Regions from separate parts of the Homo sapiens genome. Here regions 1, 2, 3, 4, 6 and 7 are each linked to region 5. Evidence: chromatin loops called from intact Hi-C (ENCODE). Cell type or tissue: PC-3. All regions are shown on one strand. Each heading gives the region's core, and the rest is flanking DNA. Links, peaks and the distances in the headings are about the cores only.

What was found. A loop is a pair of places that touch in the nucleus more often than their neighbours do. Peaks named below come from ENCODE experiments on the same cell type or tissue, not always from the same donor. Only the 100,000 strongest peaks of a DNase experiment are listed, where the experiment ranks them.
Region 1: it touches region 5 in a loop (7-fold over the local background); 9 of 110 quality-filtered maps call a loop at or near these places.
Region 2: it touches region 5 in a loop (12-fold over the local background); 11 of 110 quality-filtered maps call a loop at or near these places.
Region 3: a loop joins it to region 5, with 15 times the contacts of the local background. A loop is called at or near these places in 89 of 110 quality-filtered maps.
Region 4: it touches region 5 in a loop (9-fold over the local background); 11 of 110 quality-filtered maps call a loop at or near these places.
Region 6: it touches region 5 in a loop (22-fold over the local background); 15 of 110 quality-filtered maps call a loop at or near these places.
Region 7: a loop joins it to region 5, with 3 times the contacts of the local background. A loop is called at or near these places in 2 of 110 quality-filtered maps.

The regions. Positions count from the first base shown.
Region 1 is chr3:36,538,552-36,543,245 of GRCh38, reverse strand. The region is part of intron 10 of STAC (SH3 and cysteine rich domain); the gene reads right to left. Among named protein-coding and RNA genes, the nearest start is that of STAC, 160 kb to the right of the region's middle. In PC-3, for the core only: CTCF peaks have their summits at 1,927 and 2,146 (motif pointing right); a DNase peak (open chromatin) is centred at 2,155.
Region 2 is chr3:36,589,778-36,594,471 of GRCh38, reverse strand. No RefSeq gene overlaps it. Among named protein-coding and RNA genes, the nearest start is that of DCLK3, 170 kb to the left of the region's middle. In PC-3, for the core only: CTCF peaks have their summits at 2,114 and 2,319 (motif pointing left); no DNase peak of the experiment used is centred there.
Region 3 is chr3:35,963,374-35,968,067 of GRCh38, reverse strand. No RefSeq gene overlaps it. Among named protein-coding and RNA genes, the nearest start is that of MIR128-2, 220 kb to the right of the region's middle. In PC-3, for the core only: a CTCF peak has its summit at 1,964; a DNase peak (open chromatin) is centred at 1,977.
Region 4 is chr3:36,600,298-36,604,991 of GRCh38, reverse strand. No RefSeq gene overlaps it. Among named protein-coding and RNA genes, the nearest start is that of DCLK3, 160 kb to the left of the region's middle. In PC-3, for the core only: a CTCF peak has its summit at 2,454; no DNase peak of the experiment used is centred there.
Region 5 is chr3:36,698,823-36,703,516 of GRCh38, reverse strand. No RefSeq gene overlaps it. Among named protein-coding and RNA genes, the nearest start is that of DCLK3, 63 kb to the left of the region's middle. RefSeq lists an enhancer at 2,245-2,539. In PC-3, for the core only: a CTCF peak has its summit at 2,358 (motif pointing right); DNase peaks (open chromatin) are centred at 1,486 and 2,376; H3K4me3 peaks cover 378 bases; H3K27ac peaks cover 1,006 bases.
Region 6 is chr3:36,122,336-36,127,029 of GRCh38, reverse strand. No RefSeq gene overlaps it. Among named protein-coding and RNA genes, the nearest start is that of STAC, 260 kb to the left of the region's middle. In PC-3, for the core only: a CTCF peak has its summit at 2,712; DNase peaks (open chromatin) are centred at 2,429 and 2,709.
Region 7 is chr3:36,212,585-36,217,278 of GRCh38, reverse strand. No RefSeq gene overlaps it. Among named protein-coding and RNA genes, the nearest start is that of STAC, 170 kb to the left of the region's middle. In PC-3, for the core only: no CTCF peak of the experiment used is centred there; no DNase peak of the experiment used is centred there.

The sequences.
Region 1 (4,694 bases), core at 367-4,366, 160 kb after region 5:
CATTTCCATTCATTTAGAGGCAGAATGGAAATATCTTCCCAGAAGATTAGTTACAGGTGGAAAAGAGTGGAAAGTGAGGACAGGGGAACTCTTTTGGTTTGGAGGGCCATAAATAGAGGGTGACCAACTTGTCTCGGTTTGCTCAGGACATTCTCAATATTAGCACTGAAAGTCCTAAGTCCTTCAAAACCCTTCAATTCCAAACTGTAATTGAACAGTTGATCTCCCTAGCAGAAATGTTTTACTCATCAGGTACAGTTAGAGATATTTTCATTGCCTAAGGATCCTCAATTTCCTGCTTTCCTTATTTATTCACTCATTCAACAACTCTTTATTGAGTACCTACTATGTGTTAGATACCATTATAAATGCTGGGGAACTAGTGCAATACAAGACAGACGGATCCCTGACAGAGATTTCTGGGTACAGCTGTCCCAGCTGACATTTATTGAGAAATCAACAATGTGGTGAGTGCAAGGGCTGTGGCTGTTTTGATGGCTGATTGTCCTGTGGACAACATTTAGTAATCTGACTGACAACATAAAACATAATATTTTTTTGCATGACTTAATGAATAAAGAAAAGAGTACTAATGGAAATACTTATGGAAACCTGATCTAGCCAATGGGGTAAGAAACACCTTCTTGAAGAAGTGATATTTAAAGAAAGAGAAAAAGGTGTAGGAAGGAGGAAAATAAGACTAGAATCAGAAAAATTCCAGCCTCAAGAGACTGGGACACTTTGAAGTAATGGAAAAAATTCAGTGTACCAGAACAGAGAGATGGAGGGACTAATGGGTGTAAGATGAAGCCACAAAATCTGTCAGAGCCTAGAGTATGCAGGAAATGCAAGCCACGCTAAATTCTGCTAAGACCTTTGGCTGACCTTCTGATCTGTCTCATGGACTAGAATTGGGCCACAAGCAAACCACTAAAGTCATCACCGACAAGGAGAATGGGATCAATTCAGTTAGCATTGCCTGAGTCATTTAAGATATAGGTGGACAACAGAACAAAATCAGGGCTCTGCAGCATGGGAAAAGGGCAAACAGGTGTTAAAAGGTTTTAATTGGAGGAATAAGGTGATCAGATTTATTTAAAACAATTCTTTCTATTCTCCTTTCCCCTCCCTTCTCTTCCCTTCCCTTTCCTCTTCTCCTCTCCCCTACCCTTGACTTTCCTCCTTTCCCTTCCCATCTTTATCTGTCCTGTTTTTTTCTCCTGCCACCCATTCTCTCTCCATCCTTCCTCCCTCTCTCTAACATAAAGAGACTTCCTGAAAGCTGGACAAATTTTCTTCCCATACTGATAAATCCTGACCTGACCAGCCAGCTTGTTGACATGAGCATCATGTATGCAGCAGTGGTAAGCTGGATGTCCCAACACCAAGGTAAGTGCAGCATATGCAGAGCAGAGGCACCTCACATACACAGCATCCCATCTCTAGCCAGCCCAGCACATACCTAACCATGTAGCTCAGCTATGGCCAGCTCCTCAGCATCTCTCAGAAACTTTGCTTTCCTAGTATGGGACACAGGCAGTTTACGGTCTTCTGGATTCGAATGCCTTACTCAATTTCCTCCCAATCTCATTCTCCAGAGCCTAGACTCTTTAATGGCTTGGAGGTCCTTGCTTTGGAGTTAAATGTTAACATTCAGTGTTCCATCTTTGATATTTTAGACTCCTGATCACACATCCATGTCCTCTACATTGGTTTTTGAATTTTGTGGAAACTGAGCTGGAGCCAGACTAATTCACTCACCATTTCAGCTGGGCAACCTTAGTTCTGCATCAATCACTCACTGTTCTAGGATAACTAAAACCTTGAGGCAAACACTGATGATTGGTACTCATGGTCATTTCTGTCGTTTTCCCACGAAGCAGAGTCCTGCCTTTCATTCTGTTGCCCATCCCTATCCTATGTGACTTAGGTAAATTTAATTGATCCAAGTCCTGTTTCTGTCCTCCTTGTTAGTGATTCTTAGTGGTTTACATAGAACTTAGTTCCAGCCAATGAAGCAAGATGAAATACCTGCTAGGGAAACTCTGGGAAAGTTTTTTTTTTCTTCCCCCCTATTAAAAGAGATGCCTTAGGAAGAAAATCTTTCTTTGTCTGGAAGGATTCCTGGAGTGGCTGCAGCCATCTGTGACCACTAGGGGACGTAGCTATCATTTCAAGGATAGCTTAGCAGAAATGTGGAAGAATTTGGTTCTCTGACCAGAGGATCAAGCCACTGAATTATCAACCCAAGAACTGACCTCTATCAGACTCTTTATTATAGGAGTAAAATAGACCCTTTAAGTTTGAGTTTGATTTTTGTAACTTGAGATGTTTATTCATTTGCTATTACTGTTGTAACAAATCACCACAAATTTAGAAGCCTTAAACAACACCATTTATTATATCACAGTTTTGTAGGTCTAGCGGACTTGGCTGGTTTTCTCTGCTCTGGGTTTTATAAGGCCAAAATCACGGAGTCAAAAGGGCTCTATTCCTTCCTTTCTTTGCTTTTTCTATAGGGGATTATTTAATTTTAGGCTCATTTAGGATGTTGCTGCGTTCAGCTCCCTGTGGCTGGAGGACTGAGATGCCTGTTTCCAGCTTCTAGAGGCCACCCTCATCCTCTGGCTTGTGGTCCCCTTTCTCCATCTTCACATCCATTAATGGTAGGCTGAGTCTTTCTCATACTTTATCTCTCTTTGACTTACACTTTTACCTCATTTTTCATCTGTCCTCTTCTGCTGCATCTCCCTGACTCTAGCCAGATACATTTCTCTGTTCTTAAGGGCTCAAGTGATTAGATTTGGTCCACCTAGACAATCTAGGGTATCTCCCTATCCCAGAGTCCATAACCTTCATCACATCTGCAAAGTCCCTTTTGTGTAAACTCTGGATTAGTTTCCTGTTGTTGCTACAATAAATTACCCCAAATTTGGTGGCTTATAACAACACAAATTTATTATCTTACAGTTCTAGGGTTCAGAAGTCCTAAGAACAAGGTGCTGGCAGGGCTGCATTCTTTCTAGAGGCTCTAAGAGAGAGTCTGTTTCCTTGTCTTTTCCAGCTCTAGAGGTCATCACCTATATTCCTTGGCTCACAGCTCCTTCCTTCACCTTCAAGGCCAGGAGCATAGCATCTTCAAATCTCTCTCTCTCTCTGACCCCGGCTTCCATCATCACATCTCCTTCTCTGACGCTGGCCCTCCTGTCTCCCTCTTCTAAGAATCTCTGTGATTACACTGGGCTCACCCTGATAATCCAGATAATCTACTGGTCACAAAATCTTTAACTTAATCACATCTACAAAATTCCTTTTGTCATATAAAGTAACATATTCCAAGTTTTGGAGGTTAGGACCCGGGCATCTTTGGGGAGTTGTTATTCTGCCTACCACAGGATAAAAGGACCAAGACTATTACAATAAAACATTTTAAAAATTACAGAAAATATGCATGTATGTCTCAGAGTTCTCCTTTCAGACATACTGAATGCAGTAGGTTGAAGGAAGACTTGGCCTCAGTGTTATAAGGAGAAAATATCTCGAGGTAAAGAGATGATGCAATGAGACACAAAGAAAACATGCTGTATAGCAAAGGCATAGATTCAACCTAAATGCCCATCAATGGTAGACTGGATAAAGAAAATATATGTACCCCAAATCTGGGGTACATATACACCATGGAATACTAAGCAGCCATAAAACAACAAGATCATGTCCTTTGCAGGGATATGGATGGAGCTGGAGGCCATTGTCCTTAGCAAACTAACACAGGAACAGAAAACCAAAAAAATACTGCATGTTCTCACTTGTAAGTTGGAGCTAAATGATGAGGACACATGGACACACAAAGGGGAATAACACACACTGGGACCTTTTAGGGGGTGAAGGGTGGGAGGATGGAGGGGATCAGAAAAAATAACTAATGGGTGCTAGGCTTAATACCTAGGTGAGGAAATAATCTGTACAACAAAACCCCAGGACACAAGTTTAACTATATAACAAACCTGCACTGTACCCCTGAACTTAAAATAAAAGTTAAAGAAAAGAAAAGAAAATATTCTGTAGAAGAAAGGGGCTGACTGAGAAGAAAAGTCTACCGGGAAATAAATACTAAACTAACATGTATTAGAAGCAATGAAAGACTGAATTGAAACTTCAGAAAAATCAAAGTGAAGTGAGGACTATCTTGAAACAGTCTCTTGGGAGGAATCAGAGAGAGATAGAGAAGTGTAAAATAATAAAGACACTAAAACTATAAAGGAAACATGGTAAACCAGAAATGATCCAACCAAAGAATGATTAAGCTCCTGGAGAAAGAGGCATTGAGAGTGAAGGGCAAATGATAAACTAGAGAAAATATTGGTCACATGTGGTACAGCAGACATAAATATTCTTCAAAGGTAGAAAACTTTTTAAATAATGTAAGAAAATGGGCAAAGTACATAAATAGATTATTTTAAAAAATGCCCTATATATATGAGATAAAATGTAAGCCTCTTTAACCATCCAGAAAATGCAGATTAGCATGAAATATTATTAATCTATCAAACTGACATAACAAAAAATAATAATGTTAAATTCTTGCAAGCATGTGATGATCTGGATATGCTCATGAACATCTGGTGTGAGTGTGTAAGTTGGCACGACCTTTCTGAATGCAATTTGGCAGTATGCATCAAGAATTGTACACGTCT
Region 2 (4,694 bases), core at 312-4,311, 110 kb after region 5:
ATTCTTAGAAATATATGCCACTGCAATAACATACTATTTATTGAGCTGTGCACACAATGAGCCAAACACTGCATAAGTGACTCTTCAAACATTTTCTCCTCCAACAAATAGGAAAGATGCATATTACTATTCCATTTTAACCAATGAGGAGATTGTGAATCTGAATGTACCAGTAAATTCCCAGGCCTGAGAATGCAATTGGATATGTCTGACTCTGGAACATGTGATCTTTCTGATAACATCAGAAGGCTAGCCTGCATCATTATGAAATTTCCAAGGTCTTTTTTTTTCATGTCCCATTTTTCTTTTGGTTCATTTTCTCTTGTCCCCAGCGTTCAGTGATAGGTCCTATGTGATCCTCTAGCATGTCAAACCCAGATCTGACAGCGTTTGTTTATAATGTTACATTGCTGCTGTTGTTTCTTTTTTAGACGGCATTTCTGAAATTAGGATTTGGAGGTTAGTTCCATGTAGAGGAGCTATTCCCAAAGAGCCTTGCAAGGGTCTGGAGGTGCTGGAATAAGATTTTTCTAGCATTGGTTCTTATACAGTTTTGCTAGACAAAAATTAGGCCAAGTAAGACAATACTCTGCAAAGAGACTGCGTAGTAGACACTTTAGTGCCTCCCCCAGTTCCCCTGTGTTGTGCACCCATCTTCTCAGCTTCTGTGAACGTCAGCTGCTCATGTTTCACAGACACCCATCTTTTCTGGAAAGTTACCCTGGAATGAGGGAAACTATCTGGCCTGCAAAGTTATGGGGTATAAGCTTCTTTTCCTTCAGAAGGGATGCCTCTGAGGTGTGGATTTCTCTCCAGACCCCTCTATATATCAGGGCTAGACCAGACTATGCCTGAGACCACATTCTTGCTCAGCATCTTCCTCTTGCTCTTCCTACCATCCTTCCTTCACAGGTTTCTCATAAGAGTGCTTTCCCAGCAAACCACATGTACTTGATTCTTGTCTCAGGCTCTGCTTCTAGAGATGTTGACCTAAAATAGGCTGCTGATATCAGTCTGGTCTACTCTCAGCACAGAATCTTGAATTTGATAGCTAAGCAAGATCTATTTTATTTCCAACAGCTATCCCTAATTGTATTTGAAGGAGTTATTTAATAGATTTTGGAGACACTAAAAAGGCTATTTGAGAACAACTGAACCCACTTATAAAGTAACAACCGTATAGACTTTTCAAGAAAGTTGACTCAAACATAAGTAATCCAACAACTATGGATACCATGTAATGGGTCCGTGTACTAATTTCTGACCTTTTCCCCCTTGACTAGATAGATTTTCCCCCTTGACCAGATAGATTTTCCCCAAGGGCTTATTCTCTCTTGTCATCCAGTCTGCACTTTCTTTTCTTCCATTTGTCTGTGTTTTGCTGTGAGTAAATTGCTACTCTTGTCTCACACTATTTTTATTTTTTGCTGGCATGCAAGGAAAGTGGGGTTTTCATTTCAGAATGCTGAGTCTCAGTCTCTCCTTACATACTTGTTTGAAGCTTATTTTAAATATTTTTAAGTGCTAAGTCCTAAATATTTAATGTTGTGGAAATGCTTCTTTGTTTTGAGGTCTTTTGCTGTCTGCCTAGGGCCTGCATCTGTGTGCTGCAACTCTGTTATTTTGCTCTTCATTATACCCTGCCTTTTTCCTGAAATGATTCTGATCAGTGTCTGAGCTGAAAACAAATCCCTTTTGGGGATGAATCAGGGCACCACGACAATTCCTGTGTAACCTCACCAAACATCCACTCTTGTTGCAGATTAGAGGCTCTAACTGTTGAGTTACTTCATGTCCAATATACTTTGAGTAAATGATTTAGTCTGACATATATTCTTTGAAGTTTGTGGTTTCTGATAATGTTGCCCATAAAGGTTTTTAAGTCAGTTTTCCTTCTGAATATGTCGTTCTGAGTTTTACAAAGTGGGCCTTAAAATCCTTCAAGGAGGGGGAAAAGAGTAGAATCAGAAACTACTATTTATTGTATCTTCTTTTTGATATAGGAAAGCAATTATTGAGTTAGGCAATAGGTTGGAAAACTTCTTATTTGCAAGGTCTCTTCACCATCCCATATCCACTCAACCGATACTCACTGGCATACCTTTGTTCACACCATTCCCTCTGCTTGAATGCTTTCAGCTTTCTGTCTACTAAGCTACATTTCATTCGTGTTTCAAGATCATGTCCCACTGTCCTTAAAAAGTCTTTTTTAACTGTACTGTCCCATTCTTACATGACTTTACTGTCTTTTGAACTCCTAAAGCATTACTTGTACATGAATGGCAAATAGATGTCATTGCATATGCATACTCTGACTCCTGGTGGCTACCAACTATATTGTGTTGAGAAGATATTAAACTCAGGCTCTATCCAGGCTCATTGGGAAAAGGAAGTGGTATAAACTAAATGGTTGTGACCACCTCAAATTCGTATGTTGAAGCCTAATCCCCAATGTGATGATGTTAGGAAGTGGGCTTTTGGGGGTGGGGGCGGGTAATTAGATCATAAGGGATTAGAGCTCTTATAAAAAGAGACAGGGGAGAGCCTGTTTACAAGCCAGGAAATGACCCTTCCGAGACACTGGATCTGCTGGCACTTTGATCTTGGACTTCCCAGCCTCCAGAACTATGAGAAATAAATGTCTGTTGTTTAAGCTGCCCAGTCTATGGTATTTCTGATACAGCAGTCCTAACTAAGACAAAAAGTATGATTGATTGGGAATGTCTCCCATAGATATCAATGGTAGGAGTGGCCCTATGTTTGACATACTTGTTTTATACCGTTCATATAACAATTTTTAAAGTTATCGTTTAGAAACATAATCTATCTCTCTAGCTAGATTGCACATTCACTGAGCAAGTGGACCATCTACTTCTCTATAGCCACAGAGCTTAGCTTCTCACACAGAAGGTATTTGTCATAATGAACCATTAATGATTTGTACCACACAAATAATATCTATAGGCTCCGGCAGCTTCATTGTTCTTCAGATAGTTAAGAACTCCTCTTGGAGCTTCTCTTGAGTGCTTAACTTAAAACCAGGTGGAAATGCACAATTCAAAGAATCATAGGCATGAAACATGGTTTCACAATTAAAATTGAGAGAAAGAAGGTGAAGCTCCATTTGACTTAGAAACACTAAAAACACCCTTTCATTTACCTGTGGGAATTTTTGTTTTTAAAAATTTTCCATTGCAAACAATTATTTTCAAAAGGAAACCCCCTTATTAAAGTGGGCTTAAAACTTAAGTTGGATCCTTTCATGGAAAACTAATTATGAATTATATCTTTATTAAATACATATCCATAAACATGCAAAACTTTCCAGATTGGGAACATATTTCCCCACTAAATCTAAATCCTAGAAGAGTTTGCGTCATTAAGGGAAGAAAACGAGCATATATTCAAAGTCCAAATTCATTAAACAACTTAGAACAAGGGTCAATATATGAATGAACGATCTATTTGTTTAACTTTCAAAACATTTCTGAAGTTTCTGACGTACCATAGGGATTTCCATTTCTTCGGAGGTGAATAAGTAGAATAGTTATTACCAAGTCCTGGACCTCAACACTTGGTTTATTTATAATGAAAAAAAATCAGAAAATTGTGTGACAGCAATCAGCATGTGATCACTAGTGGAAAGTATAGAATTTACCTGAGGGTAATTTTCAGACTCATTCAGCAGCTTGAGAAGCCCAATAGACTATAAAGACAAGTTTTTAGAATGACATCTTCCAGTGAAGGAATTAACAGTACAATTTTTATTGTAATTGAAAGCCAAAAGGTACACATATAAAGTGTCTAATAGGTGTCAGGCATTGTGCCACACATTGCATACTTACAAAAATGAATAGTTCGACAGTAATTAGAAAGAGTATGGGTCTGACACTTCATTATTACGGATTCACATCTGGCAGTATAACTAATTGTAGAAGCCTGGGGAAGTTACTGATCTTTTCTGAGCCTCAGCTTCATTATCTATAATCTAATGATGTTGACTTCAAATGCTGTTATGTGAAATAGGTGAGATGAAATAGATCTAAAGACAACTGGGAGAGAAACAGAAGCTGCTTGTATAAGACTTAGGTGGGAAGCTGTCTGTTGTTGGGAGATAAAAGACTACATGATGTAGGATAGAAGCCTTTCTTGAAAAAGGAAGAATATATTAGAAGTTCTCCAGAGAAACCAAACCAACAGGATCTCTCTCTCTCTGCCTCTCTCTCTCTCTAACCAAATATATGATGGTGGTCTCATGAGATTATAATGAAGCTGAAAAATTTTCATTGCCTAGCCACATCGTAGCCATTGTAACATCATAGAGCAACACATTACTTATGTGTTTGTGGTGATGCTGGTATAAACAAACCTACTGTGCTAGCAGTCATATAAAGGTATAGCACATACAATTATGTACAGTACATAACTGATAATTATAATAAATGACTATGTTACTGGTTTCTATATTTACTGTACTATACATTTTATCATTATTATTAAGTATACTTTTTCTACTTACCAAAAAAGTGTAAAACAGCCTCAGGTAGGTCCTTCAGAAGTATTCCAGAAGAAGGCATTGTTATCCAAGGGAATGATGGCTCCATGCATGTTATTGCCCCAGAAGACCTTATTTCAGGGTGAAATAAGAATAGGGGTAGAAGACAATGACATTGATGATCCTGATGCTGTGTAGG
Region 3 (4,694 bases), core at 330-4,329, 740 kb after region 5:
CTTAAGAGGCACTGAGACAACAGTATCCTCTTTCCTTTCCACATAGTAAGAGAAATTTCGGAGTAAGTCTGCAAACCATTTACCATGCCCCTATCACTTATGTGATTAAGAGTGAGCAACAGGTAGCACAAGCAAGCACTTCAAAAGCATACTTCTCTATGCCCCCAACTTCAGTCTTTCACACTCTGCAAAAACAGGACTCCTCATAACTTTCTTCCATGCCCCTGTGCTTTCATCTGCCAGCAGCATGACCCTATTCTTCTCTGTCTTCAGTTTCTCCTTCCTGTCCTGTCAGTCCAAGGGTATCCTATCCATCCTTCAAAATTCAGGTTAAACTTCCCTTTTTCAGAAGTCCTTCCTGACCATTGCTGACACCAACCATTGCTGCACTCCCTCCTTGCCACTGATGCTCTGTGACTTGTCACACTTTGCACAGACATTGTATCATGTCTGCATATGTGTCACCTCTGCTCCACAGCAAGGTTTTAGCCACAGGATTTTTTATTATACAATTTATAGGATAACACAATCTCCTAGGTATTCTTCTGAAAATATATGCCAATATATCTGGCACAGTGGGTTGCATGGAATACATCTTCATTGAAGATAATAGCCTTACCTTATTGCCTTTTAGTGATTATAAATAAATATCAAGCCATTTTTTACCTCTAGTGTTACTGTTTCAGGAGGACGCAAAGAAAACCCTTTTGGATCCTCTCCTAACCCAAAACTTAAATTGAAGGAAGCACTGTTTTTTAGAGGCTGCAAAGAGAAGACTGCTTCATGGGCTCAGAAACCTAGTGGTAAGTGTGAGCGCTGTCCATAGTTGCCTGGCTTAGAAACACAGGTAATTTCTATATGAAGTTCACTCAAGTTTGCAAAAGCTGAGATGAGATGCTGTGAGTGGGGGTCTAACCTGTCTTTCTCACCCTTGTTTATTACTTAACTAGCATTTTGCTGACTCCCTCTTCAGTGAGTGACTTCACTAGGAATGAAACAAAGAGGATGAGCTAATAAGAGCCATTTCCAAGGCGCTTTATGCAGAGTGTTTTGTCCAATGGGGACCTCTCATATATTCACCTTGAACTGTAGTGGTTTCAGTTAAGGTGTCACAGAAGCTTTTTCTAAAGAGGGTTATACTTCAACACATGGATGAGTAATTTAGAAAATTCCTAATGGGCCAAATACAGGAAGAAAAGTCCAGCAAATACAATTATTCACAAGTCTAAGAAATAATTGTCTCTTTAGTATTTTGCCACAAAGAATAATGCCTAAAACTCTGCCCTTTCACTTCCTTCTTTTGAACTGTGAGGGGTTTTTACTTCCAAAATTATTTCATACCATTAGAATAGAATATAAAGAGAAAAACAATGAAAGAAAATGTACCTAGAATAAAGCTGGAAAACAAAATGGGAATATTGAGAAGAAAAGATCATATTCAGAAAAGAAACAGAAGCCATGTGTGGCCATCTTCAAAAGTCAGTCAATCAACAGACCCCAGAAGCAGTTCCACTATTTATATAAAAGGACTTTGGATGGAACAATTGGCTAAAAGAAGGGTCTTAAATCTGCATTTGCAGATACTTTACATGAGACTGTTAAGATCAATTATTAGTGTCAAAGAGAGCCAAGGCTTACCTTTGTCATAGGTACACACACACACACACACACACACACACACATTCTTTGTGGAGCATTGTCCCAGTGCAGTGATTTCCTTGAATCTCACAATTCTGGGACTCAGAGCTTCTGCTTCAAGTTCTCATTGTTTTAAAGTAATGACCCTGAGTCTGGAAGGACTTTAATTCCCCAAATTGAATACTTCCTAACACAAATAACTGATAATCAGGGGAAATTACTTAGCCTTGATTTCTGGGAGTCTCTGAATTGTGTAGGATAAAGTAAATGATGTTAATCTAAAAAGATGGTAGGCAACTTGAATTCATGTTAGTCAAGAGCTCCATCTCCTGTTCTATGTGGGTATGTTCTCAAAACAGTTTCCACCAGCACGGGATTGCTATGCACACCAGAGTAATCAGAAAAAGTAAGCCAGTTCATAGCTTTTTTGCAATGTAGATTCTCGATTCTTTTGTTCACTCACTGTGCCTAAAAATGAATGCCATTTCTATTGTGGGAGTACTGACAACTGAGAGAGGGAAATGCTGAATTAAATATGGTTTTACATGTTGAGCTTACAGTAAAGAAAAAAGGGTGCCAGCAATTTTATTGAAATAATTTTACACTTTCATTTAGAGAAATCAATTTTGTGCCTTAGGAACAGCAACAAGAAAACTTTCTATCAGCTCTGTGAAATAAATGGGCCTCAGTGTAGATCTAGTTCAAGTTGGCAATGAAACATCTACCCTGTCTTATAAATTGAACCAAGTTTGGTCTATTTGACACTGTAAAACTTATTCTATTGATTCTACCCTTATTCTCCCTCAGCGTTCTGCCTTTTACTACAAAAGGAGCTTAAAGGATAGGAAAATGAAAGGGAAAGTGTTTATTATAAGATAAAAATGCTAAGGATCTAATAAATGTGAGATAATGATTTAGCAGAAGAGATGCTATTATACAAAATTACATTTTTCTTTTTTTGTTCAGTGTTAAGAACAACTTTTTTGGCAACAACCCATTGTTAGTTTTTGTTTGCTTGATATTCTTTGTTTTTATTGGAAACCAAGGAAAAGGCTCAGTAAAACCAACCAACTTTATATGTACAATTATACTAGGAGGCTTTGTAATTTAGAGCAACTAAACCAACTGACACTGACTGTTTGAACAGCCTCTATGAATTCCAGATTATTCCCTTTGTAAGGAAGGATTAAATCCTTTCCTTTCATATCTGAATGCATTATTATTGTGTCATCCCCCAGTAACATATTGAAACTTAGAAACACATTGCCTATTATATTTATGAGATAGATAGATAAATACACACACACGCGCACACACACACACGCACGCACACATATTAGGGTTAGGGTTAGGGTTGATTCTAGCCTGGCTTTATTCTCTCTCAATGTTCTGCCTTTTACTACAATAGAAGCTTAAAGGAGCAGAAAATACTATCTGTGTGTGTGTGTGTGTGTGTGTATATTTACCTATTTCAAAATATAACTATATTTTTAATCAATACAGTTAATTAGATTCTATATAAAAAAAATTTACATAGAAGTCCATGCCCTTTGTCATTTTAACCTTAGGAAAAAGAGGCCCAGCTTATCTTATTGGTTTTTCACATTAAATAGCATGCTATTAACCTCAGAGAGCAATAACATGCTAATGTGACTTGGCTGTCATAATTTCCAGATAACTGAGGCAGCACGAAAAACTATCATATTAACATCACCCCTTTATTACTGTATATAATCATACCCAATATCCTGAAATGCTTAATTATGATTGAGTGTATGATTAAATATTTTATATCCAGAAGGCAATTGGTATGAAATAGTAAACAGAGAAAATACAGATATCCAAATTATAATTATTTTTAAAATTGTCATCATTAGCCACAAAGACAGGTTTGTATCCACATGGATACATTTTGCCATGTAATCAGTGAGGGCTCATTCTTAGTTGATCCACAAATTTCTCTACAGGAAAGTGTTAGGAGAAGCTAGCATTATCTCTGCTTTTTTTTTTTATTGTTATAGTGCATTTTGAAGAAAAAGTTTCGAAAAATAAATATAGATATTTGATATAGGGTTGAGACCAATTCTGATATCATCTTCCAAGGAACTTACAAGGTAATAATCAAGGGATGTCATTAAATACTAGTTTTTCCATGAGTAGGTAATAATGTGACAAGGACCATGGCAAGCAGAAAAAAAAGACAAAAACCAACCATTATGTATAACGCTGTATTTTATGGCATAAATTCTATGAAATCTATGTGGTTTACAGACATGTAAGGTAGTGAGATTATAAATACTTTTTATTTTTTCTATATTAAGTTTCATTAAGAATAGTATTACTCATAACTGGAGAAAAATAGTGAATGACATCAATATGAGATAAGTCATGTAAAGTACTTAACGATGTGTCAGGATGTACTAATCAATATATTTTTTTTAATTTTGTTTTTCCTTTCTTCCCTTATCTCTTCCTGCTTGGTGCTATTTTCTGCCCAAACTGAATCATGAGTCTGAAGTTATGGTGTCTAAACAGTTAACAATGCTTCCCTACATTATTCTCAATGTTAAGCTATCCACACAGTGCATATAAAAATATTAGAAACTCAGCCCCATTCTCTGCCACTTATCTACTCATTTATGCCCTTGTCTTAGCTCTACATATGATTTCTTACCTTCTGTTGGACTTTCTGTATTCAACAATAGAGCTCACATTCAAGGAAATGATTTTGCCTTCTTCCTCCTGCTTATTCCAGTATGTCCCTCTGCTTCTTTTTCTCATTCTCCCCAAAGTGATTATAATCACACAAAACACAATAGAACACTTTGGATAGCAATTTCTCACCTTCAATTTTGCTTTACTCCTTTGCAAACATTTCTACATCAGAATCTTTTACATTGCTTTGTTTAGAAATAGCATGCTGTCTTTCTATCTACTGTTATAAGCTTTTGCAAATCATCCCTCAAAATGTTCTGTATCACACTAAGGTCTTTTTTAATTGGTTGTACCTTAAAAAGGTTATAGGATTTGATTTAAATTTCTAAGGATAAGTAACT
Region 4 (4,694 bases), core at 222-4,221, 98 kb after region 5:
ATTTGGTTTAATTTTAATTATAGAGACTGCTTCATAAAATGACGCTTTCATGCCTTTAATTCTGTTCAATTAGATGTTTATATTACCAACATTTTTCTTTATTATTATTGTTTTGTCAATAGTTTAACTTTTAGTCTCTTTGTGCCATTTTGTTTCAGGTGTTCTTCCTTATATGTAGGACATAGTTGGGTTTACTTTCTAAAACAATCCGAGAATTTTTCCCCTTTGATAGGGGAATTTAACACAGCAATTTATTTTTCAAAATTATTATTTATTTTTATAGGTACCTAGTAGGTCTATATATTTATGTGGAACATAAAATATTTTGATATAGGCATACAATGATAATAATCCCATCAGGGTAAATGGGTTGTCATCACCTCAAGTACTTATTCTTTCTTTATGTTACAAACATTCCACTTATACTCTCTTACTTTAAAATGTACAATAAATTATTGTCGACTACAGTCACCCTGTTGTACTATCAAACTCTAGATCTTACTCATTCTATCTAACTGTATTTTTGTACCCATTAACCATTTCTGTTCCCCCCACCTCAACTACCCTTCCCAGTGTCTGGTTACCATACTTCTACTCTCTATTTCCATGAGTTCAATTGTTTTAATTTCTAGCTCCCACAAGTAAGTGAGAACATGAGAAGTTTGTCTTTCTGTGCTCGGCTTATTTCTCCAGTTCCATCTATGTTGTTGCAATGTCAGGATCTCATTCTTTTTTATGGCTGAATAGTATTCCATTGTGTATATGTACCAGATTTTCTTTATCCATTCATCTGTTGGCAGACACTTAGGTTGCTTCAAAATCTTAGCTATTGTAAACAGTGCTACAATAAACATGAAGAGTGCAGATAGCTCTTTGAATTACTGATTTCCTTTCTTTTGGGTGTATACCCAGTAGTGAGAGTGCTGGGTCATATGGTAGTTCCATTTTTAATATTTTGAGCAACCTCCAAACTGTTCTTCATAGTGGTGTACTAATTTACACTCCCACCAACGGTGTATGAAGATTCTCTTTTCTCTACATCCTTGCCAGCATTTGTTATTGCTGGATGAAAGTCAGTCATTTTAATTGGGATAAGATCATATCTCATTGTAGTTTTAATCTGCACTTCGCTGATGATCAATGATGTTGCACACCTTTTTATATGCTTGTTTGCCATTTGTATGTCTTCTTTTGAGAAATGTCTACTCAAATTTTGTCCTCATTTTAAAGTCAGATGATTCTTTTTTTCCCATTGATTTGTTTGAGCTCCTTATATATTCTGATTATTAATCCCTTATCAGATGGGTAGTTTGCAAATATTTTCTTCCATTCTGTGGGTTGTCTCTTCCGTTTGTTGATTTTGCTGAGCAGACACTTTTTAACTTGATATGATGCCACATGTCCATTTTTGCTTTGGTTGCCTATGCTTGTTGGGTATTACTCAATAAATCTTTGCCTAGACCAACGTCCTGGAGAGTTTCCCCAATGTTTTCTTTTTGTAGATTCATAGTTTGACGTCTTAGATTTAAGTCTTTAATCAATTTTTCTTTCATTTTTGTATATGGCAAGAGATAGGGGTCTAGTTTCATTCTTCTGCTTATGGATATACAGCTTTCCCAGCACCATTGACTGAAGAGACTGTCCTTGCCCCAGTGCATGTTTTTGGCACTTTTGTTGAAGAAGATAGCTCAGGCCATTTTTGTTCTAATCAAAGTATTTAGTCTTTTAACAGCTTTCTTATCTGCTTGTTCATCTACATACTTTCTTTACTTTTAATTTCCCCCATCACTTGTTAATAATATGTCATGCTTTCAGTTTTGCTTTTGTAGTTCATCTTTTCTAAGACACATTAATCTCTATTTTTTCTTTAAAATTTGAGATCAGTTCAATGATTATGTCTTTCCTAAGTTATTCTTGGAATTAAAATTGCTTATATTTATCTCATTTATCATACCATTTCCTGATTTTTGACACTCTAATTTGGTATTATAAGTCAGACTATTAGTACTGTTTAATCATATTTTAATATTACACTGTCGATAGATTTGATCCTGTTCTTTATGAACATCAAAACAGAAATCAACTCTGACTTTGTGTTTTTGGTTCCTTGGCCTATTTTCTCACATGAAACAATGGCTTCTTCATTTTTCCAGTTAGCTTTTAATTCCAGCCCATATTTTAGCCTATTAATTTTCAAGTTGATTTTGCACTTTTAAAACAGAGTTGATACATTCTTATATTTTAAAGCACAAATCAGACTTATATAAATTTTTTTTTTACATTTTTTATCAGCTTCTTCCAAGTGTTTGCTATGCTTCTGAATCATGTAGGTAATAGAGGAAAAGATGAATGAAAGATGGCTCCTAGGTATTTGGTGGGGGTAATCTAGTGGACTGTTTTGCCGTTAGAACATTCCATTTTGGACACGTTAAATTCCTGATATCTCTTAGATAATCTTCTAGTGCCATCTAAAGTTTAAAGCTCACAAGAGTTCAAAGCTGGAGATGTAAATGTAGTTGTCACCTATATGTAGGTCCTACTAGAAACAACAAGACTTGAGTTTATCAGGGGAGGGTATAAAGAGAGAAGTAAAGATCTGGTCCTGAGGAATGCCAACATTTAGATTTGGGGTAGAAGAGGAAGGGTGTACAAAGAAGCAGAGAAGGAGCCAATAATGTAGGAAGAAAATGAGGAGATGATATATTACAGAATCCAAGAAAGGATTTTCCAAAGATTCAAGGAATCTGAAAAAGATTCTATAATAGGTTTCTGTTAAAGGCTACTCTTATTCATTTAGGTGTATCATTAAATTAGCCATTTAGATAATATAGATTTGCTAGAGTAAGTCAAATTCACTGAGCCACATATAAAATTGAACATAAGCTTGCTGGAATAAAGTGAACAGCCATCTAGTTGATGTTGGAATAGCAGGAAAAAAATTAACCTGCCTTATTTCCAGAATTCGTCATTCATCCTGTGAGAACAGGCAGCATCATGTTTTTGGACTGAAGGGTAGAGCAGTTGCGATAAGGATTTAAAAGACTTTATATTGTGTCCAAACAACTTCTACTCTTGAACAATGTATGGCTCATGCTTTAAGCTAGTTTAGAGAAAAGAAAGTTATTGAATGCTCAGAGAATCAGGCTTGGGGGATAAATAGGAAGAAAAACCAAAATGGTATTTTCTAGGACTCCTTCAGGCACAATTTCTGTGATGATGGGCACACGCCCCATAGTTTTCACTGAGCACAGTGACCTACATGGCTTCGAAATCCCCCAGCATTCCGGATTCTGAAAGCTTACTTTTTCTCTTCCAAGCTCTCTCTCCCTTTTCAATAAGATGGATTCAGTGCTGCATCTTTTCTTGTCTTGTTTTCTTCATTGAAATCTGTGTCTGTTTTGCCTCCTTGTGCCCTGATTGTAAGGGAGGTGGGGGAAGCAAGTTCTCTGGTTTCTATCTTGCACAGGTGGGTCTCACAGTCTGAAGAATTACCAAAGTACAGGATGGGTGTTCAAAAGATTCTGGAAATCCATAGATATGACAAATATAGAAAGTAGAGTGAACCCTAATAAGGTCACCTAAAGCTTCAATTGTGGGAAAACTAAAGACTGCTTAAGAAAATAGGTCCTGATGCAGTTCTGTAATCATTTTGTGATGTTTCCCCTCATGAGATTTTGAAACTAGGCTCTATCTTGCTAAAAAGAAAGAAAAACATTAATTTCTAAAGTTTGATTTTTCTAAGAACTTGAGAATAATAAATAAGCATGAGTCTTGTTTTTTCTAACTTGCCTTATGTGCATTTGCTTCTTTTATTTAGTTTTTTAAAATGTCACTGTCTGGAATGGACTCTGAGATGGTAATTTGAGTGCTGGAGGTTTTCTGGTGGTTCTCTTGGAAGGAAGAACTTTGGCACAACTTTGGGAGTGGTCATTCCCTGTGGCTGAGGGCAGTTCCTCTCAAGGGACATAAATGAGCTGTCAACAGCCAACACTCCTGACAGTTGGGTTGGGAGTGGGGAATGTACCTTGGTTCTACAGGGGAGATCTTGACAGTGTACCACAGAATCCTCTACAGTCTATCAAAATAAATCTGCTTATACAGATTATATAAGCAATTTATAGTGCATAGCTGCAAGTAGTCCATCAAGACTAGGAAGGAATGTCAAAGTTCTTGTTTAATCAGAACAAAAACATTGGAGGACTTATCTGCAGTGGTATAATCAGCAAGTTTCTCTTCTTTTTTTCTTGCTTGCTGTCACACCAATGAGAATTGAGTAGGTCAATGTGGTACCTAAATTTTAGCGCCACCTAACAATTTAATATGTCTTACTGCTCTGTATTCAGGTGTTCAATTCGTATTCTAGACTGACCAGTGGGTGGCATGATGCTTAGAGAAACTTTCTGGGACTCCTCTTTCTTATTACAGAATTGAGGTCATGTGATCTCCACTCACATGTCACTTTCCTACTCCATTAATAACATCATCATTAGCTCGAAAACATTCCTGATTGTTGTTGTAATGTTTGGAAAATTTTGAAATTTTAAACTTTAGGCTGAGAAGTTAGCTTTTACTTGGATAAGAATGGCTTATGTTTTCAGAAGTCCCTGTTGTTAGTTGCAGCAAAAGGGTAATTTCAAAAACTTATTTTATGCTTAATATTTTAAAAAAATCTTTTAGCGGCTCAACTAGAAAAC
Region 5 (4,694 bases), core at 381-4,380:
TCCCATTGTTTATTTTCATAGACAAGACTGGTCTCATTTGCATAATACTGGACACTCGGGCAGGTCCATTGAGGGTCAGTGGAGGGCTTCCTCTCCATGGAGGGAGGCATCTTACCATAGGAGTGCCACCTTTGAGCATTTTCTCTTCCATGTCCATGTCAGCAGCCCAAGGCTGCCAAGAGCAAGGTCTTCTCACCACCCAGCCCAGTGGCCAATGGCAGGAGTCATTACCAGCAGGGCCTATGTACCCTAGGGCTGACTATCCCCATGTACAGTGTATGCAGGATGATCACCAATGAGAGCTGAGGTCACCCTCAATTCCATTCCTTGGGACCTTGGCAACAGGCCACAGGGCCACTCCTGCAAGGCATTGTTCTCCACTGACTGCAAGCACCATCCACCTCCATCTCTAACTTCTTTGGTCCCAAGCTCAGGTGAAAGCCAGGTTCCTGGCATCCCATCACTTCATGCCCAGTTGAGCCCTTCTTAGACGTCCATGTAGCAGATGGTGAAAAGGACAGCACTTCTTCCAGGTTCCCTTTATCAGTTTAACCCCTATTTCAGTTTTTAAGTTTTAGGCTTAAAGCCCTTCTCTGGCTTCCTGTTAAGAAACCTGTTAGGATTTAGAACGTTGTTTTTTTTTTGAGACAGAGTCTCGCTCTGTCGCCCAGGCTGGAGTGCGTTGGTGCCATCTCGGCTCACTGCAAGCTCCGCCTTCCGGGTTCACGCCATTCTCCTGCCTCAGCCTCCCGGGTAGCTGGGACTGCAGGTGCCTGCCATCACGCCGGGCTAATTTTTTTGTATTTTTAGTACTGACGGGGGTTCACGGTGTTAGCCAGGATGGTCTCGATCTCCTGATCTTGTGATCCTCCCGCCTCGGCCTCCCAAAGTGCTGGGGTTACAGGCGTGAGCCACTGCGCCCGGCTGACTTAGAATTTCTTACCCTGAAGTTTATTTTGTTATTTTGATGGAGATTTGATGGGGGAAGAGAATAAATTACATGGACTTAATTTACCACTTGGATTGGAGGTGCTACATTTTTTTAAAGGAAGTAGTGGGAAAGTAAATTATTCCTTTCCTTGAAAGCAGTGCTTCTAAAATGTGGATCTGCAATAGATGTATTATTTAGCCATAATTCTACCTTTCCACCTCTCCCTCATCCTAGGCAACCTTCGTGGGAGGGAATGTGCTTCTCTCCTCCATTGATGTTAGCCATGTGACTGGCTTTGGCCAATGAGATATGAGCAGAGGCTTTACATATATTTGCCTGTTTGGCCTCTCGTGCTTCTGCCGTCTGCATGTCCTGAGAACTTCTGGTTCACAGATGAGAGACACATGGAGCAGACATGAACCTGGCCTGTAGACTGATGCAGAGTGGCCCTAAGTGACCTGCAGACACGTGAATGAGGAAAACAAATCGTTGTTACTGTAAGTCATTGAAACATTGGGGTTGTTACACAGCATGGCACTATCTCAGCCAAAACCTGACTAATACTGAGTCACGTATGGATCTTTTTTAGAGGAAAGAAATTCTGGCAAACTCTCTGTGTTGATATTACTTACTAATTCATTTAACAAATAATACTGTGTGTGTGAGTGAGAGAGAGAGACAGCGAGAGAGAGAGAGAGAGAGAGAGAGAGAGAGAGAGAGAGAGAGAGAGAGAGAGGAAGACCAGTTAGAAGTAATTAAATCATTTTATACAATGAAACTTAAATATTTCAAACAATACTAGGTATACATTTCTTACCCTTGTAATCAATAATCATAAAGCAAAATAACATTGCAAATTAAGTTAAAATAAAACTACATCAATAATCTATGTCAACTTAATGGGGTAGATGATGCTTTTCTTTCTTATTTTTCATGCTACAAACAAGCTCCTAACTGCTCTGTCTCAGGTTCTTTTGAGTTAGGTGTGCTTACACCCTTGTGAACCCTGCATCACTTAAGTCTCACATCACTTTTCCGTAATCACTGTGGAGCTTGCAGCTGAGTCCTTTGGCTTTTGTTAGTATAAATGCTTCCTTAATGAGTTAGTCCACTTCTGTTCTGTTTCATTAACCTTCAACAATTAAAATAACAGCACCTGCCACGACCTCCTAGCAATATCCTAACAATGCAAAATAAAGGTCTGGAATCTGGTTTTATGATTTTCCTTTACTTTATCAGTCTGACAACCTGGCATATGTTTGGATTAACTTTAAAAATTTATTATAAAAGTGAAAAATAATGCAACAGATCACACATCTTGGACTTTGATAGCATACTCATTCAGTTTGAGACCCTCTCCATTGAAGCACATTTTGTTGATGTTGAAGAGAAAGGAAAGACAAACCAGGCTTTGCACAGCCTGGGCAGCAGGTGGTGCTCTTGACATTGGAATCACACAGGGCCTGCAGTCCTGGGTGCGTTGGTCGTCTATGAGATATAATTTACTGGTGTTGCATTGCAGTGGGTTTGTTGCTTTTTAATCTTTAAAAAATACCCTCTATGTGATGACCTTATCTGGGCCGAGTCAGCCAAGCTTAGCCTAATAAAGCACAGGCAAGTGACTGCTGGGCTGCAGTTTGGTCCTTGGGCTATGTTCTATATATATATACATACATATATATATATATATATATACACATATATATATATATATATATATATATTTTTTTTTTTTTTTTTTTTTTTTTTTTTCCTGGGCTGTAAAAGCAATGCTGGCCCCAGCCTGATAGCCAGTGGTTTGCTGGGGAGACCTTTGTACCTCCCTAGATACAGGCAGACTGGATCTTTCTAAGCTAGTCCACTCCAGAGCCCCACACTTGCAGGCTAGCTGGTCAATTCTCATGCTAAGGCAGAGGTATAAGTCCTTTCTGCTCTAGTCTGCAAACAGTCAAAAGGGTCTTTAAAATGCAAATCTGGTGATTTTACCCTTAGCAACATGAAAATCCCAGTATACATTTCTCTTCAATTGTGTGGGATCATAAGACACTTTGTTTTCAATTTGCTATGTGGCCTCAACCACGCTAAGGCTTGTTTTTCTATTTGGAATCTTGGAATAACAGCATCTTCTTAAGGATGTTCATTTATAGGATGTCTCACTTATATGATTTATAATGAAAGTCACCCGGAGTTTTTCTGGAGATATTCAACATAGAGTCATAAAGTTTAAGATGTAGCTATCATCTTGTTCACCTTACTCCTCTTACATCTGGATATCTAATGCCCAGGAAGGGGAAATAAACTTGCTCAAGGGAGCCGAGTGGATGAGTAACACAGCTTAGGTCTTTCTCTTCCAATCCAGTTTTTAAAAACACCAGAATTTCCCCCCAACCATAGTGCAAAACCTATGTACATTGTCATGCTGGCATTGTACTAGGGGCTGTTCACCTGGGTCTGTCTGGCCCAGGTAATCCCTATTGTTGAAATAGATTGAACTCATGCTGTAGACTGACAATATTATATACATTCAGTCTCCAATAATGTAACTCAATCTAGGGCATCGTCAAGTGTGGGACTTGTAGACATTATAACATCAGATTGAAGATATCTTTGATGACATACATATATCTATGCTTCCAGATTTTAGGGACTCCCATAACAAGTGTGGCTTTTTTTTAAGTTGAGGGCTAATTAACATATAATAAAACACACTGATCTTAAGTGTTTAGTTTGATGAGTTTTGACAATTGAGTAATTGCCTTTTGAGAACAAAACTGACTATACATCTAAGTCTCACATAAGGCCTGTCTGGAAAGGAAGACAAAAATCTTAGAGACCCTGCCAGTTCTCCTGGTCTTCTTAAGAAAAATATTCTGATTATGCATTCCCAGAAATTCACCAAACCTCCTATACCTTGTGAGAAATATGCCTGAGCCAATTTTATTTAGAACTCAAAGGGCAAAGTGACCACACACAACAGCTGTAGCTGCTAATCAGAGGCTCTGATTTGTGTTTCCAGGTGCCCCTCACTAAGGATCCAGTCACTCTTCACTAATGCAGGTCAAATACTAGGTTTGTCTTGGTCCACTATGGGGACTGTGTGTGGCTATGGGTTTTAAATGCTTGGATTTTAATTCCTTACTTCTGAGTCTTTGTCCTCAGTCTCCATCTTATATTTCCTCCTAGGTCCCTATAATTCTAGTAGCAGGTTTTGCAAAGTCTGGTCCTGCCCAAGTGTTTGGGGTGGTATAAACCTGAGTCTTTAATGTAGGGTGGGCGGGAAGGATCACCTCTTTTATGTTGTAATATTGTTTTGTTTTTTGTTTTTTTGTGATGGAGTTTCGCTCTTGTTGCCCAGACTGGAGTACAATGGCACAATTTTGGCTCACTGCAACTTTTGCCTCCTGGGTTCGAGCGATGCTCCTGCCTCAGCCTCCCGAGTAGCTGGGATTACAGGCATGTGCCATCACGCCCAGCTAATTTTTTGTATTTTTAGTAGAGACAGGGTTTCACCATATTGGTCAGGCTGGTCTTGAACTCCTGACCTCTGGTGATCCACCCGCCTTGGCCTCTCAAAATGCTGGTATTACAGGCATGAGCCACCGTGCCCAGCCTTTTTATGTTGTAATATAGAAGCCCCATGCTGCTAGGCTGACAGGAAGTTTCACCTCTGGTATAACTGTGGGCATCTCTTCACCCTGGGGTTGTGCCAAGGTCCTGGGGGTCCTTCATGGAGATACACAAAGGGGAAAACCTCTCCAGTCAT
Region 6 (4,694 bases), core at 475-4,474, 580 kb after region 5:
AACTTTTTGTGCTGCTAAACTTTTGTACTATTTTTAATCTCAATTTTAATTATTTCTGCTGTAGTCTTTATTATTTCTTTTCTCTATGAATTTTGCCTTTGGTTTGTCCTTGCTTTTCTAGTTCTTTGAGGTGCATTGTTACATTGTTTGTTTGAGGTTTTTATGCTTTTTTGATATAGGCATTTATTGCTATAAACTTCCCTCATAATACTGCTTTTGCTGTATTCTTTAGGTTTTCAAATTTTGTGTTTCCATTGTTATTTGTTTTTTAAAACTAATTATCTTTTAAATGTATTCATTGACCCATTTGTCACTCAGGGGCATGTTGTTTAATTTCCATGTATTTTTACATTTTCCAAAGTTCCTTTTGTTATTGATTCTAATTTTATTCCACTGTGGTCAGAAAAGATATTTGAATATGATTTTGATTATTTTTAATTTATTGAGACTTGTTCTGTGGCATTACACGTAGTCTCTCCTGGAAATTGCTCCATGTGCTGATGAATAGAATGTGTATTCTACAGCAGATGAATAAAATGTTCTACAAATGTCAATTATGTCCATTTTGTCTGCAATATAGTTTAATTCTGATGTTATTTTTGTGGATTTCCTGTTTGGATGATCTGTCCATTGCTGAGAGTGGTGTTTTGAAGTCCTCTATTATTATTGTATTGCAGTCTATCTCTTCCTTTAGATCTATTAATATTTGCTTTGTATAATATGTTTGAGTGCTCATGTGTTGGGTACGTAGAGATTTGCAATTGTTATATCCTCTCATTAAAATGACTCCTTTTATCACTATATAATGACCATCTTTGTCTCTTTTTTTTTGGAATTTTTGGCTTTTAGTTTATTTTATCTGATATAATAAGTATAGCTACTCCTTCTCTTTAATGATTTCTGTTTTCATGGAATACCTTTTTCCATCTTTTCAGTCATGTGTGTTTACAGGTGAAGCGAGTTTCTTTTAGGTAGCATGTAATTGTGTCTTTTTGAAAAAATGCATCCAGCTCCTCTATATCTTTTAGTTGGATAAATTAATCCATTTATATTCAACGTTATTATTGATATGTAAAGACTTACTACTGTCATTTTGCATCCTGTTTTCTAGTTGTTTGGTAAGTCCTCTCTTTCTTTCTTACTGTCTTCCTAATTTTCGCTGGTAATATGTTTTAATTTATTGTTCTTTATTTTTAGTGTAGCTATTCTCTTTTCTTTTTTTCTTTTTGCATAGTAGTTACCCTGAGACTTACGAAGAACATCTTACAGTTATAACAATTTATTTTAAGTTATTTGCACCTTAACTTTGATCACAATAAAAGAAGAAAAATCTACGAGAAAACTCAATTTTAACTGCACCTCTTTACTTTTTGTTGTCTCAATTTATATCTTTTTGTATTAACTATTTCTTAACAAATTGTTATTGTTTTTATAGATTTATCTTTTAGTCTTCCTAATAAAGATACCAGTGGTTTATACACCACCATTACACTGAGTATTCTGAATATGTCTATGTGCTTACTTTTATACCTTTCATAACCTCTTTTTATGGCTTGACATTCTTTTGTTTCAGGTTGACAAAGTCCTTTTAAAATTTCTTGTAACACAGGTCTGTGGTAATGAATTCCCTTAACGTTTGTTTGTCTAGGAAAGTATTTCCTTTTTATATTTAAAGGATAGCTTTCTAGGGACAGTATTCTCAGTTGAAAGGTTTTCTATCTTATTCAGTATTTTGAATATATCACCCCACTCCCTCCTGCCCTGTAAAGTTTCTGCAGAGAAGTCTGCTGTTAGCCATATCAGAGCTCCTTTATATGTTACTTGCTTCTTTCAGGATCCTCTCTTTGTTCTTGAACTTTGAGAGTATGATTATCATATGCCTTGGAGTAATTTTATTTGGATTGAATCTGCTTGGTGTTCTTTCACCTTCTTGTACTGGGATATTCCTATCTTTCTTTAGGTTATTATTCTTTGAATAAACTTTCTATCCCCATCCTGTTTGCTCCCTCTTTAATGCCAATGATACATAGATTTTCCTTTTAAGCCTATTTTCTAGATCTTGTAAGTGTACTTCTCTCCCTCTCTCTCTCTCTTCTCTCTGAATGTGTATTTTCAAGTCTTTGAAACTCATTGATGTTCTATGACAGTGGAACACAGCACTGGGTAGAATTCTATGAGTGCCCATGGTGAGAGTGCTTAGACCAGTCATGAACCAGACGGAAATACACTGCCTTGTCAAGAGAAATCTAAGTCTTGGCCTGCTTCACCATCAGCTAACTAAAGTGGCCTCGGACCCTGAATAAATTTCAGTGGCAACCAGGTTGTTGCAAGTGCAGTCCTTGGGTGAGCACTGGTGCTGTGCTAGTCTTGGAGGCTGTGGGCTTGGGATGTGACTCACTCTGAGCTTCAGCTACAGCAGCCACAGGAGTGCCTACATTACCCCTCCCCCAACTTCAGGCAGTATAGTAGAGAGAGACTCATTTTTACTTAGGGGAAATACAGGGACAATTACAGGGGGCATTGTCTTGCAACTTGGTGCCAACCCCACCACAGGAAAACAGAGCACCATGGAGAATACCAAAGCCCATTATATCAGGCCAATACAAGACAAATTGCCTGGGAACCCAGGCAATTTTTCTGTATCTTCCCAAAGTCCATCAGGGCTGAGTATCCTGGAGTCTGCGAGTCACACAGTGTACCTGGGCTTAGGACACCCTCTAGTGCTGAAATGGCTGCAGTGACCACAGACTTAGGGAATTCAGTGGTCAATTCCCTTTGATGATTAGAAAGCCTTCTGAAGAAGAATGGGTCAGTCTCTGAGCTCACTAATTCTTTTTTCTTTTTTGATCAATTATGCTGTTGAGACATTCTGATGCAATTTTCATTTGTCACTTATATTTTTCAGCTCCAGGATTTCTGTTGGAATTTTAAAAATTATTTAAACTCTGTTAAATTTATCTAATCAACTTTGAAATTTATTCTCTGTGTTTTCTTGAAGTTTGCTGGGTTTCCTCAAAATGGCAATTTTTTAAAAAAAATTACACTTTAATTTCTGGGATACATGTACAGAATGTGCAGGTTTGTTACATAGGTATACATGTGCCATGGTGTTTTGCTGCACCCATCAACTTGTCATCTCCATTAGGTATTTCTCCTAATGCTATCCCTCCCCTGGCCCCCCTCCCCCTGACAGGTCCCAGTGTGTGATGTTCCCCTCCCTGTGTCCATGTGTTCTCATTGTTCAGCTCCCACTTATGTGTGAGAACATGTGGTGTTTGGTTTTCTGTTCTTGTGTTAGTTCGCTGAGAATGATGGTTTCCAGCTTCATCCATGTCCCTGCAAAGGACATGAACTCATCCTTTTTTATGGCTGCATGGTATTCCATGGTGTATATGTGCCACATTTTCTTTATCCATTCTATCATTGACGCACATTTGGGTTGGTTCCAAGTCTTTGCTATTGTGAAGAGTGCTGCAATAAACATACATGTGCATGTGTCTTTATAGTAGAATGATTTATAATCCTTTGGGTATATACCCAGTAATGGGATTGCTGGGGCAAATGCTATTTCTGAAAGGGATCCTTGAGGAATCGCCACACTGTCTTCTACAATGGTTGAACTAATTTACACTCCCACCAACAGTGTAAAAGTGTTCCTATTTCTGCACATCCTCTCCAGCATCCTGTGTTTCCTGACTTTTTAATGATCATTCTAACTGGCGTGAGATGGTATCTCATTGTGGTTTTGATTCGCATTTCTCTAATGACCAGTGATGATGAGCTTTTTTCATGTTTGTTGGCCACATAAATGTCTTCTTTTGAGAAGTGTCTCCTCATATCCTTTGCACATTTTTTGAGGGGGTTGTTTGTTTTTTTCTTGTAAAATTGTTTAAGTTCTTTTTAGATTCTGGATATTAGCCCTTTGTCAGATGGATAGATGGCAAAAATTTTCTCCCATTATGTAGGTTGCCTGTTCTCTCTGATGGTAGTTTCTTTTGCTGTGCAGAAGCTCTTTAGTTTAATTAGATCCCATTTGTCAAGTTTTGCTTTTGTTGCCATTACCTTTGGTGTTTTAGTCATGAAGTCTTTGCGTATGCCTATGTCCTGAATGGTATTGCCTAGGTTTTCTTCTAGGGTTTTTATGGTTTTAGGTCTCACATTTAAGTCTTTAATCCATCTTGAGCTAATTTTTGTGTAAGGTGTAAGGAAGGGGTCCAGTTTCAGTGTTCTGCATATGGCTAGCCAGTTTTCCTAGCACTGTTTATTAAATAGGGAATCCTTTCCACATTGCTTGTTTTTGTCAGGTTTGTCAAAGATCAGATGGTTGTAGATATGTGGCATTATTTCTGAGGCCCCTGTTCTGTTTCATTGATCTACATATCTGTTTTGGTAAAAACAGCTATTTTGAATTACCTGTGTGAGAGGTCACAGATCTCTGGCAATCCAGGTTGGTCACTGGTGTTTTATTTATTACATTTCGTAAGGTTATATTTTTTTGGAATGTTCTTGATGCTTGTAGATGTTCATCAATGGCTAGACATTGGAGAATTTTTATTTATTCTATTCTTTGTAGTCTCACCATGTTTATACCCATTATTCTTTAGAAGGCTTTCTAATAATTCAAAGGAGATTGACTGTTGAGGTCCCTAAGCCTGTGGTTACTGAATCCGTTTCAGCCCTAGACGGTATCCTAA
Region 7 (4,694 bases), core at 487-4,486, 490 kb after region 5:
AATCCTGGCACAGGTTTTTGGTGAATAATGTTGGTTATAAAGTAGGAATTGAATTAAGGGTCTTAGGGTAGGCATATCTTGAGTAGCTACTAAATATCAACAAATAATTTTCCAATGTGATTATACCAATTTACAATCCTAACCATAAGGTGTACCATACTATTGCCAAACTTGAAACTTTAGATATAAATCTAGTAGTTACATAGTGATCTCAAATTGTTTTTAATTTGTATTTTCTTCTGGTTAATAAAATTGGACATCATTTCATATGCTTGTTTGTATTTTGGATATTATTTTTTGCAAAATGTCAGTTCAAATATTTATTTTGGAGCATGGGTCTTTTACTGATTTGTAGCATATATATATATATGCTATATATATACTGATTTGTAGTACATATATATATATATAATATATATATATATTTCCTTTTTTGGATAGATATTTCAAATATCTTCTCCCATTCTTTGTGTTACCTTTCCAATCTTTGAATGGAATCATTTAATGGACAAAATTTCTTAATTTTAACATAATCTAATTTATAATTTTTTTCTTTTTGGTAAATGCTTTTTGTTTCCTGTTCAAGAAAACAGTCTATCCCCAAGTCATGAATATAGTCTCATCATTTTCTTTCAAAACCATTATTATTTTTCCTTTCACATTTACATCAATGATCTTTATGGTATTTATTTTTGTGCATATTGTAAGTTAGGCATCAAAATGAATTTTTCCATATGGGGATACAATTGATCCAGCATATATTTTTTGAAAAGACCATCCTTCTCTCATTGCTCTGTAATACATTATTTGATTTAAAACAAATACTTATATATTTGTCTGCTTCTAGAATATTGTTTCACTAGTATTTTTGTCTGTCTTTGCACTGATAACACCCTATCTTAATTACTTAATTACTGTAGCTTTATTGCAATTCCTGACATGTGATAAGTCTTTTAAATTACACTTAGATATTTATCTTCAAGACTGTCCTTGATACTTTTGGCTCTTTGCATTTTTACATAAATATTAGAATCAGCTTGTCAACTAAAAATAACTAGCTGAGGATTTTGATTGGAACTTCTTAGAGTCTCTAGATTAATTTGAGGATAATTTACTTCATTCCAACATGAGTCTTCATAACCATGAATTTATATATCCTTCTATTTATTTAGGTGTTCTTTACTTCCTCTAAGAAATGCCTTGTACTTTTCAGTGTAATGATATTACACATCTGTTGGACTGATTTCTCGGTGCTTGTGTTTTGATGAATTATATTGAATTATATAATTTATGGAATTTAATTTTCTACTTTTTTCCTTAGAATAAAATTGATTTGGTATTTATCTTGTATCAAAGTATTTTTGCCAAATTTACTGTTAATTCTAATAGACTGTAGATTTTTTTAGATTCTCTGGGTTTTGTCTTTTGCTTTCTAATTGTTTACTGTTTTTAAATATAAGTTGATTACTTATATTTAAAATATAAGTTGATTACTTATATTTAAAATATAAGTATATAAAATATTATACAGAAATTTAATTCTATATGCATAGTACAAAAGCAATTAAGGCCTGAAAAGATTTTAAAGTTTGGATAAACAGTATAAAAACAGCATGTTGAAGATTGAAGTCTTAAAATAGTAAAACTTGAACTATCTGGCACTCTATTAAATATGTTTTTCACTGTTACTTTACAGTCTTCCATAAAACACAAGTGAAATGTTTCCAAGATATGCAGAAAGGGATTTCAAAATTTATATTGTTCTATTTTACTGGCTGATCTTTTATTTGTTCCCTGTGTGTAATTTTTGGTTACATAAGGACAGTCACTTGATGCTGAAATTTGAGACAATTATTTTTTCTTCGAATCCTTGTTGATCTATTTTACAGGAAGAGGGGCTTTATCTTTCTATGAACAGATGGTGAACAATTTGATCTGTTTGAAACCAACATTCAACTCTTGCTGTAACAAGTACTACATGGCATTTTGCAGGATGGTATATAACTAATCATCTTTTTTGCTTTCTTGAGTCATTGAGTCTATGGTGCTGATAAAATCCTAAATTTCTCACCAACAACTACTATCAGAGATTTTGATTGTGAGTTCTCAGCCTATGTTTGTGACTTTTAGTCACAGCAATACATTCTGTCCTTTCAAAAGAACGGTATATGCCAGCAGTAACCCCTAATTTCTGACTGAAATTTATTTTTTACCCAATTATTTATATTTTTTCCAAAGGTATGTCTGGAAGAAAAGGCACAGATACAGAAGGGACCTAGCATAGCATTACATGACCTAGGCACTGAGCTAACACATTGCAGATGTGTATTGCATTTCAGCTTCACAGTTTTCAAAATGAGATTGTTGACCCTTATTTTAAAAGTGAGAAAACAGAGACTCAGAAATGCTGATTATATATTTCAGATCTTTCCATTAAATGGAAACTCTGGAATTGTAACTCGGTTCTGCCTGATCCCTAAGTCCATGGACAGTCTCTGTGAAGAAGCTTTACAAGTCACAGTCACTGAGTGTCTGTACCTGGTCAGTCTGATTCTAGAACCTTTTCTTTTAGCTAATCTCTCTACTGCCTTCATTGAGAAAGGAGTCATTTGTCCTTGTTAAGTACTGGCACAGGGCCTGGTACATATTAGAGATTCTGTGTATGTTTGTCAAGAGTGGAAAATGGAATATGTTGGCACTAGCGATTTCTATTTACCCAGAATACTTTGCTACTGAAAACAGAAAAAAAGTAGGCAAATGGACATTCTAAAGTTATTTCTTTTACTTTTCTGTGTTTTGTCCGTTTTTCTTTCTGTACAATAAAAAATATGAAAGCCTAAATAGCAGCTGGACAACTTAGGAAACACGTCCAAAATGCCAAAAAAAAAAAAAAAAAAAAAAAAGCACCTAAGTACAGTAGAGAAAAATCTGCTTGGTAAAATAATGAGAATATATGAAAAAAGGGTTCTTTTTATAGATTCCTCAAAATTTAAGCATTGTAGCAAAATGTAAACACTTCTCACATTTTCAAAGTGGCTTTTCTTTAGAAAGTCAAGATAAAATAACCTGAAGCTATATTAAAGTCTTATTTAAAAATTTGAATTTTGGAATATTTTCTATTTTGGAATAGTTTTTAGGTGATATAGACTTTGAATGGAATTTCACCTGTTATACTTCATTGCCAATTTTATTCACACAATAGGAATTTTACTCTTTTAAAAAGTGTTTTAATATTTTCTACATCCTGGACTTTGCTTGTATAGTAGCCACTCAACAATTGTTTGATGACTGAGTGTTAATTTTAAAATATTTTAAAGAAGGTTACTTTCAGTATAAGGAAAAGAGAATCAATAGTAATAAATAGCTAATATTTATTGCAGGTGCCATGTATCAGGTTAATGAAAATATATCAAAAAAGGGTTATTTTTATAGATTTCTCAAAATTTAGGCATAGTAGCAAAATATAAACACTTCTTATATTTTCAAAGTGGCTTTAATTTAGAAAGTTGAGATAAAATAACCTGAAGATATATTAAAGTCTTACTTAAAAATTGTTTCTATTTTGGAATAGCTTTATAGGTGATATAGCCTTGAATGGAATTTCACCTGTTATACTTCATTGCCAATTTTATTAATTCACGTAATAGGAATTTTACTCTTTTAAAAAGTGTTTTAGTATTTTCTACATCCTAGACTTTGTTTGTATAGCAGCCACTCAACAATTGTTTGATGACTGAGTATTAATTTTAAAATATTTTAAAGAAGGTTACCTTCAGTATAGGGAAAAAAGAATCAATAATAATAAATAGCTAATATTTATTGCAGGTGCCAGGTATCAGGTTAAGGACTTTATAGGCATTATTTTATTTATTTCTCATGACATTGCTATGAAGTGGTATTGATTTTATCTTCATTTTACAGATGTGAAAACTATGGTTTAGAGAAGTTAACTGTCCATCTGCTAGCAAATAGATGTGCTAGGATTTAAACCCACGATTCAAGGCCCTCCTACTCAATGTTATGTAGGTTTCTATCTTCTATCTTTGAGAGATTTTCTCACATCATAAATTGATAAATAATTAAAAACCCAAGAAGCGTGTAGTCTCATTAATGTGGTCTTTCAGCACTTAGATCAAAAAGGCTTATGTGCCTGCAAATAATGACCAAAGATTAGGATAGGGGCTGCAATTTAGCCAAAGAGGAAATATTAAAATAAAGCCCACTGATGAGTCATATCTGGGGCATGCTGGAGTTTAAGTATAAATTTCTATCTCTGGTGTATTCTGAGAGGTTTACATTGAGTATGACATTAGTCTGACCCTGCCAATGAACTTCCCCAAATTGGTCAACAGTATTAAATCCCATGTATATATCCATCCCAGAGACAAAGTACCCCCAGGATTTGTTTGAGGGAATCATCTTTCTACCTATGCTAAATTACCAAATTATAATCTTTTTCATGCTTAGGTATTCATGTATTTATTTAAATGATATATTAGGGGTTCTATACATTCTAGGTGTTGGATATACCTTGGTGATATACACATGCATAGTTCCTGATATTATGGAATTTGTAACATAGTAAAAAAAATAAACACTAAACAAGCTATAATTACAAATGTGACTGTGAAGAGAAAAAAAAGATCAGAGTTCAGTGTTTTAAAGGGGTAACTTTAATACAAGGATTTTATGAA